Linked DNA regions of Homo sapiens: region 2 is linked to region 1. The links are chromatin loops, found by intact Hi-C in ENCODE. Cell type or tissue: A673. All regions are shown on one strand. Links, peaks and the distances in the headings refer to the core of each region. The heading gives the core; the rest is flanking DNA. Region 1 has its middle 79 kb from the start of TMEM47. Region 2 has its middle 230 kb from the start of FAM47A.

The links. Hi-C counts contacts between places; a loop is a spot of excess contacts. Peaks named below come from ENCODE experiments on the same cell type or tissue, not always from the same donor. Only the 100,000 strongest peaks of a DNase experiment are listed, where the experiment ranks them.
Region 2: a loop joins it to region 1, with 4 times the contacts of the local background. A loop is called at or near these places in 3 of 110 quality-filtered maps.

What each region holds. Positions count from the first base shown.
Region 1 is chrX:34,577,199-34,580,122 of GRCh38, reverse strand. No RefSeq gene overlaps it. Among named protein-coding and RNA genes, the nearest start is that of TMEM47, 79 kb to the left of the region's middle. In A673, for the core only: a CTCF peak has its summit at 1,704 (motif pointing left); a DNase peak (open chromatin) is centred at 1,702; H3K27ac peaks cover 712 bases.
Region 2 is chrX:34,364,586-34,367,509 of GRCh38, reverse strand. No RefSeq gene overlaps it. Among named protein-coding and RNA genes, the nearest start is that of FAM47A, 230 kb to the right of the region's middle. In A673, for the core only: a CTCF peak has its summit at 1,841 (motif pointing left); a DNase peak (open chromatin) is centred at 1,839.

The DNA of each region.
Region 1 (2,924 bases), core at 257-2,756:
ATAGTAGATTTGATTACTGAGAAGTCTTATAAGAGGATTCTGCATTTTGTTCTGTTGACATTAGGTTTAATAACATGATTTTCCTTGGTCAAACAATGCGTGCCATTTTGCAGCACAAATTTTAAGAGTGAATGTGTGGTTCACCATATCTTTTTTTTTCTTCCTGCCTCAATGTATAGCAGAGTTGCAGCTGCTAGGTATGTAGAATGACTGAGCCTCTGAGATATTTAGGTTGTTTGTCACTGCAGCATAGCATAACCCATCCTGACTTATGCAAGTTATTGGGCATTAATATTAGTAGAAACTGAATTTGGGGAAACTGAGGAAGAAGGAAAAGAAGCAATGGCTTTCAAAATGGGCATATCAAGGTTTTTTGAGCAGGTAAAAGAATCAGGCTGTAGAAATGGAGAAAGAAGAAAATAAAGCTTTGGCAATAGCTCCACTGTTGGAATCCACACCTTGAGACTATAGTGAATGATCACAGCTCTCAAGATTATCCTGGAACAGTCACTGCCATATGTTTTCTCTGAGCTCAAAGGGTTTCAGCTACTTTCTTATGGTCTCACAACTAGTAAGTCCAGACTCGAAACACATTGCTTTCAATTCTATTACACTGTCATCTAAACACAGAACATGAGCACCTGACTAAGTGTGGCAACTGCTCAGAGCTCCATTGGAAATTGGAGAGAGAACCTGATAGGGGGAGTGCAGTTAGCTAACAGCCTCCAGCTGCAGTGCCTTTAGGATTTGGGATTCAGTGTAGGCATTTGAGCCAAGGATACACTCTCCCCAGGAAGTCCCCAGCCAATGACTGAGCATGGAAAAGGAATTTGGGTCTGGCCATTTCTGCCCAATGCACTGTCTCCTATGGGCAATCTTTACGCTAGAGCTCTCCATTCTATTGCCAAGACCTTCTCAGAGCTGCACTGTGCTCTGAGGCTCTTCCTATCCCCTCCTCCTACTTTCCCCCTTCTCCATTCACAGGAGGGGGTCAGAACAACATTATTGTCAGAAGATTTTTCTGACCTACTCTTGGCCCCTTCCCCCTTATCTTACATAGGTGTCATCTGTTAAAAAAAAGTATTCTGACATTTGTAAAAAGGTAAGGATGACTTCATTTGGGAACACTATTGCAATAGATGTTAACACTACCATAATAGGGGAGAGAGATTAAGCTCAACTCCTAATACAGTAGATAACTGGGGATTTATAGCCAATGAGCAGAATGAGGGGCATCAGAGGATGGAAAGTTAGGAAGAGGAAACATCAAGGGTAGGGTCATTTTTGCTAAACCAACTTAACAGGATTCTTGCTGAAGTCAGGCCAGGATAATCTGATATCAAGGCATTCTTACTACACTGCCTCAGCAGGATTCTTGCTAAACCTGGGCTAGGCAGTCCAAAGACAGGGCCTAGTTGAAAAGAGGGCTCAGAGAAGGCTGTCTAAAGTTTGGCCAAGGAAGCAGTCTTTGTCACGCCCCAATAAATCTCTTATACTCCTTATTCCATCTTGGCATCTACTTTGTGAGCCCTTGAACTGACACACTTAGGTGAACTGGAAAATTTGATTAACACTATGTAGAGTGGCAAAATATGTACACCTTTATGCCAATATTATTATGGCTTGAAGAATAACGTTTCTCCTGCTTAAAAAAATAAAAATGGTTAGAGATTTGAGTTCTGGTAAAATGCTGCCATCTATGGGCGATTTCTCTTTTGTTAAGCACTGAAGGTAGGAATTCATACAGATTGTCTTATTTAATGCTCATACAACATTGCAAGTTAGATTATATGATTATTTTTATTTTATACATAAGGAAACTAAAGCTGAAGTGAAATTAATTGTATAAGATGATCCTTATAATAAATAGCAGAGACAAAATTCAGGGCCAGATCTGTCATAATTATTTATTTATTTATTTATTCATTTATTTATTTATTTTTATTTTATTTTTTTTGAGACAGAGTCTCACTCAGCCACCCAGGCTGAAGTGAAGTGGCACAATCTTGGCTCACTGCAACCCCCGCCTCCCGGGTTCAAGCGATTCTCCTACCTCAGACTCCTGAGTAGCTGGGATTACAGGCGCGCGCCACCATGCCCGGCTAATTTTTGTATTTTTAGTAGATGGGATTTCAACATGTTGGTGAGGCTGGTCTCAAACTCCTGATCTCGTGATCCCTCTGTCTCGGCCTTCTGAAGTGCTGGGATTATAGGTATAAGCCACCGTGCCCAGCCAGATCTGTCATGTTCTAAACTGTCACTATTTACTCAGGGTCAAACTGCTAGCTGATAAACTACTGTTATGCAGTTTTGCTGTGTGTTGGGAAAGAGGTGTAATATTTGGAGTTTGATTTGTTGTAGGAAAAAGTTGAAGGACATAAGAGATTTTGTATTAAATTGTGAATATAACATTTTATGCACACTTTTCCCATGGTTATGCCAAGCGCCTGGGGTGTAAAACCTGTTAGGCTCAAATGGATGGTTTCAATTTGTGTGTACATCTCTTTGGATGAGGAGTTCTATGGCTAACAGAAATCTGAGAACTGTAGAATACAGTAGAAAACAGAAAAAAATAAATGGTTCTAAATTCAACTTATATTCATAATATTAATTTTATCTCTTCTGAAAAAATAAGAATCTGAGAAAGTTTGGTCATGGACCCAGATTGTGACTCTCAGCTCTCTAGACTACTTCAGTAACTGCTTACACCAAATACCATTCCTACTTATGTACCTTCTCCTTTGTAGTACCTGTTTTAGCCAGCAGTGAACACTGGAGAAAGCTGGTGATTTATTGTGTAATGGAAATTAAATAAGGAAGCAGCAAGTTAAGAGATAATGTCAATAGTCTAAATGGTATTGTTTAGTTTTTGTTTTTCTCTGAACTCTGACTCTGAACCCATTGATTCTTCATGTGACTTATCC
Region 2 (2,924 bases), core at 305-2,804, 210 kb after region 1:
CATTTAATCTAGGAGGGTTGTATGTTTTGAGGAATGTATGCATCTCTAGATTTTCTATTTTGTGCTCATGAAGGTGTTTAGAGTAGACTTGAATCATCTTTTCTATTTCTGTGGTATCAGTTGTAATATGTCCAGTTTTGTTTCTAATTGAGCTTATTTGGATCTTCTGTCTTCATTACTTTGTTAATCTAACAGTCTATCAATTTTATCTTTTCAAATTATCAGCTCTTTGTTTCATTTATCTTTTGTATTTTTTGAGAAAACATTATTATTTATTATATATGTGAATTAAAGAAGTGAGGGACTTTATACGGTGGCATCAGATATTAAAATCTATGTTCTCACATTAGAAGTTAAAAAGATGCCTTAGGCAAGTTTTAGTTAGACATAGTTGTTATTTCTTTTGTAATCCAACACATGTCCTGTTGCTTCTGATTTGCTTCCAGGTATTATGCAGTGATCTTACATCAGCATTGTCTATGATGGGATGGCAACTTTTTTTTAAGGAAGTTAATAAAAGAAAATATTTAGTCTTTTTCATTATTTTTTATTTTTATTTTTATTTATTTTATTTTTTTGAGACCGAGTCTTTCACCGTCACCCTGGCTGGAGTGCAATGGCACAATCTCGGCTTACTGCATCCTCTGCCTCCCAGTTCAAGCAATCTCCTGCCTCAGCCTCCCGAGTAGCTGGGATTACAGGTGCCTGCCACCATGCGCGGCTAATTTTCTGTATTTTTTAGTAGACACGGGGTTTCACTATGTTGGCCAGGCTGGTCTCAAACTCCTGACCTCGTGATCTGCCTGCCTCGGCCTCCCAAAGTGCTGGGATTACAGGTGTGAGCCACCACGCCCGGCCCCCATTATTTTTTTTAATTGCTTACAATTCAGACATAAAACCTAGAAATACTTCCTAGGCTGTATTTCTCCAGTGACTTCATCAGTTCACTTCAGCAATCCAGGCTTGCTCTGATTGATAGTGTTCTGTTCAGTTCCTTTGTTAATCATCAGTTTTTCTTTTCTGAACCCATGCATAAGGTCTTGTAAAACTATTTATAGAAAACAAAAATTATATATTTAAATCTGAACTGAAAATGTATGCCACTCTTTTTTGAGCAGCAGTATGGTTGCTATGTAGCCCTATTAAATATCCTAACTGATAGCAGTAGTAAATTTAGGTGAAGGGTTTTGAATGTAGCCATTTTATTCCAAAATTCACATGTGTTATCACAGAAATAACACTGCAAAGACACAATTCTTAGCTATGTTCCTATTACCACCAAGCCAATTATTTTCTTCTTTTTTTTTTTTTTTTTTTGAGATAAGGTATCAGGCCATCATTCAGGCTGGAGTGCAGTGGTGTGATCATGGCTCACTGCAGCCTCCACTACCTGGACTCAAGTGATCCTCCCACCTCAGCCTCCCAAGTAGGTGGGACTACAGGCATGAGCTACCAAACCTGGCTAATTTTTGTATTTTTTGTAGAGATGGGGTTTCGCCATGTTGCCCAAGCTGGTCTCAAACTCCTGGCCTCAAGAAATACTCCTGTCTCAACCTCCCAAAGTCCTGGTAATACAGGCGTGACCCACTATGCCCAGCCCAAGTCATTTCCATTTGTATATGTGGGATATAGGACTCGTACATCTTTAACCTTCTGGGTGGTACTGACCTTCGAGTAGCTAATATTATACTCAGGTATACTTTCCTCAAATTAAGTCTCCCCATCTTACCAGTGCCTTCTCAAAAGTTGTTAAATGTTGTATGGTTTCTGGATACATTTTAACTCAGTAGGATGAAGTAACTTAATCATGGAACACCGAATGTGTACTCTGAGCACCATCCAGTGGCCAAAGCATATACGGGAAATAATTTGTGTATGTTATTTGGGGATTGGCTGTTACGAAAGCTGGAGGAAGAAAAATGCTATCTGCTGAAGTAAAACCAATCTTAATTTGGGATTAAAATACCTGAAACAATCACAGAATACCTGAAAACAAGTTCTCAAAGTCTTCATTTCAAAGTCCCATCAGTGACACTGAACTTAAGCAAAGAAAGAAGGGCAAATACAGAAGATAGAATCAGAAAGAAAGGGGAGAAAAGGTAAAATGCATGTGGAGGAGGGCTTAAGTGAGGTGAAGGAGGAACAAGAAGAAAAGAAGAGGAAATGAAATAAATTAAGGACAAATGTAATGAAAGCACTTTCATGAGTGACAGTATAAATGTATGAAGAGGAGAAAAATAATTACACTTCTTAATAACTGTCAGGTTTCAATTACTGTGTACATTAACCTTAATTTAAGTTTCACAGTTACCTAATGGGGTATGTATCATCATCCTACTTAAAAGACAAAAAAAAAGGGAACACATAAGCCTTAGGGAAATGCTTTAAGACACCTAACTCGCTTTGACCTGATTGTAACATTTAATCTCTTTCTTTAACCTGTACCAGAATATCACTAAAAGAAACCTTTCAACTGTAGTAAAACAGCAGTTCTTAAACTCAACTGCACACTGGAATTACCAGGGAAGTTTTAAAAATAGTAACGCCTGGGTCTCACTGAAAGAGGTTTTGATTTAGTTGGTCTGGGGGCTATGTACTGATAAACTGGATTTTTACTTCTCGCTGGGTGATTCTCATGTATACTAAAGTTTGAGGATGACTCTTCTTAAATACTTGACTTCCTTGTCCACCTCTTGCTAGATGTATAATTCAGCAGGTTCCTAAAAACTTTTAACAATTTCATTAACATTAGATCTTTTAATTTAAAATTTCCAGTGCAACTAATTGAATAACTTTACGAAAGAGATTCTCTTGCAGATCATTCATGTCAGAAAGTTTGTAATCTTTTCATAGTTCTCTTTGCACCAAAATGCATTTCTATTTTTTCTATTTAACTTTATTTTTAAATTGACAGGTAAAATTGT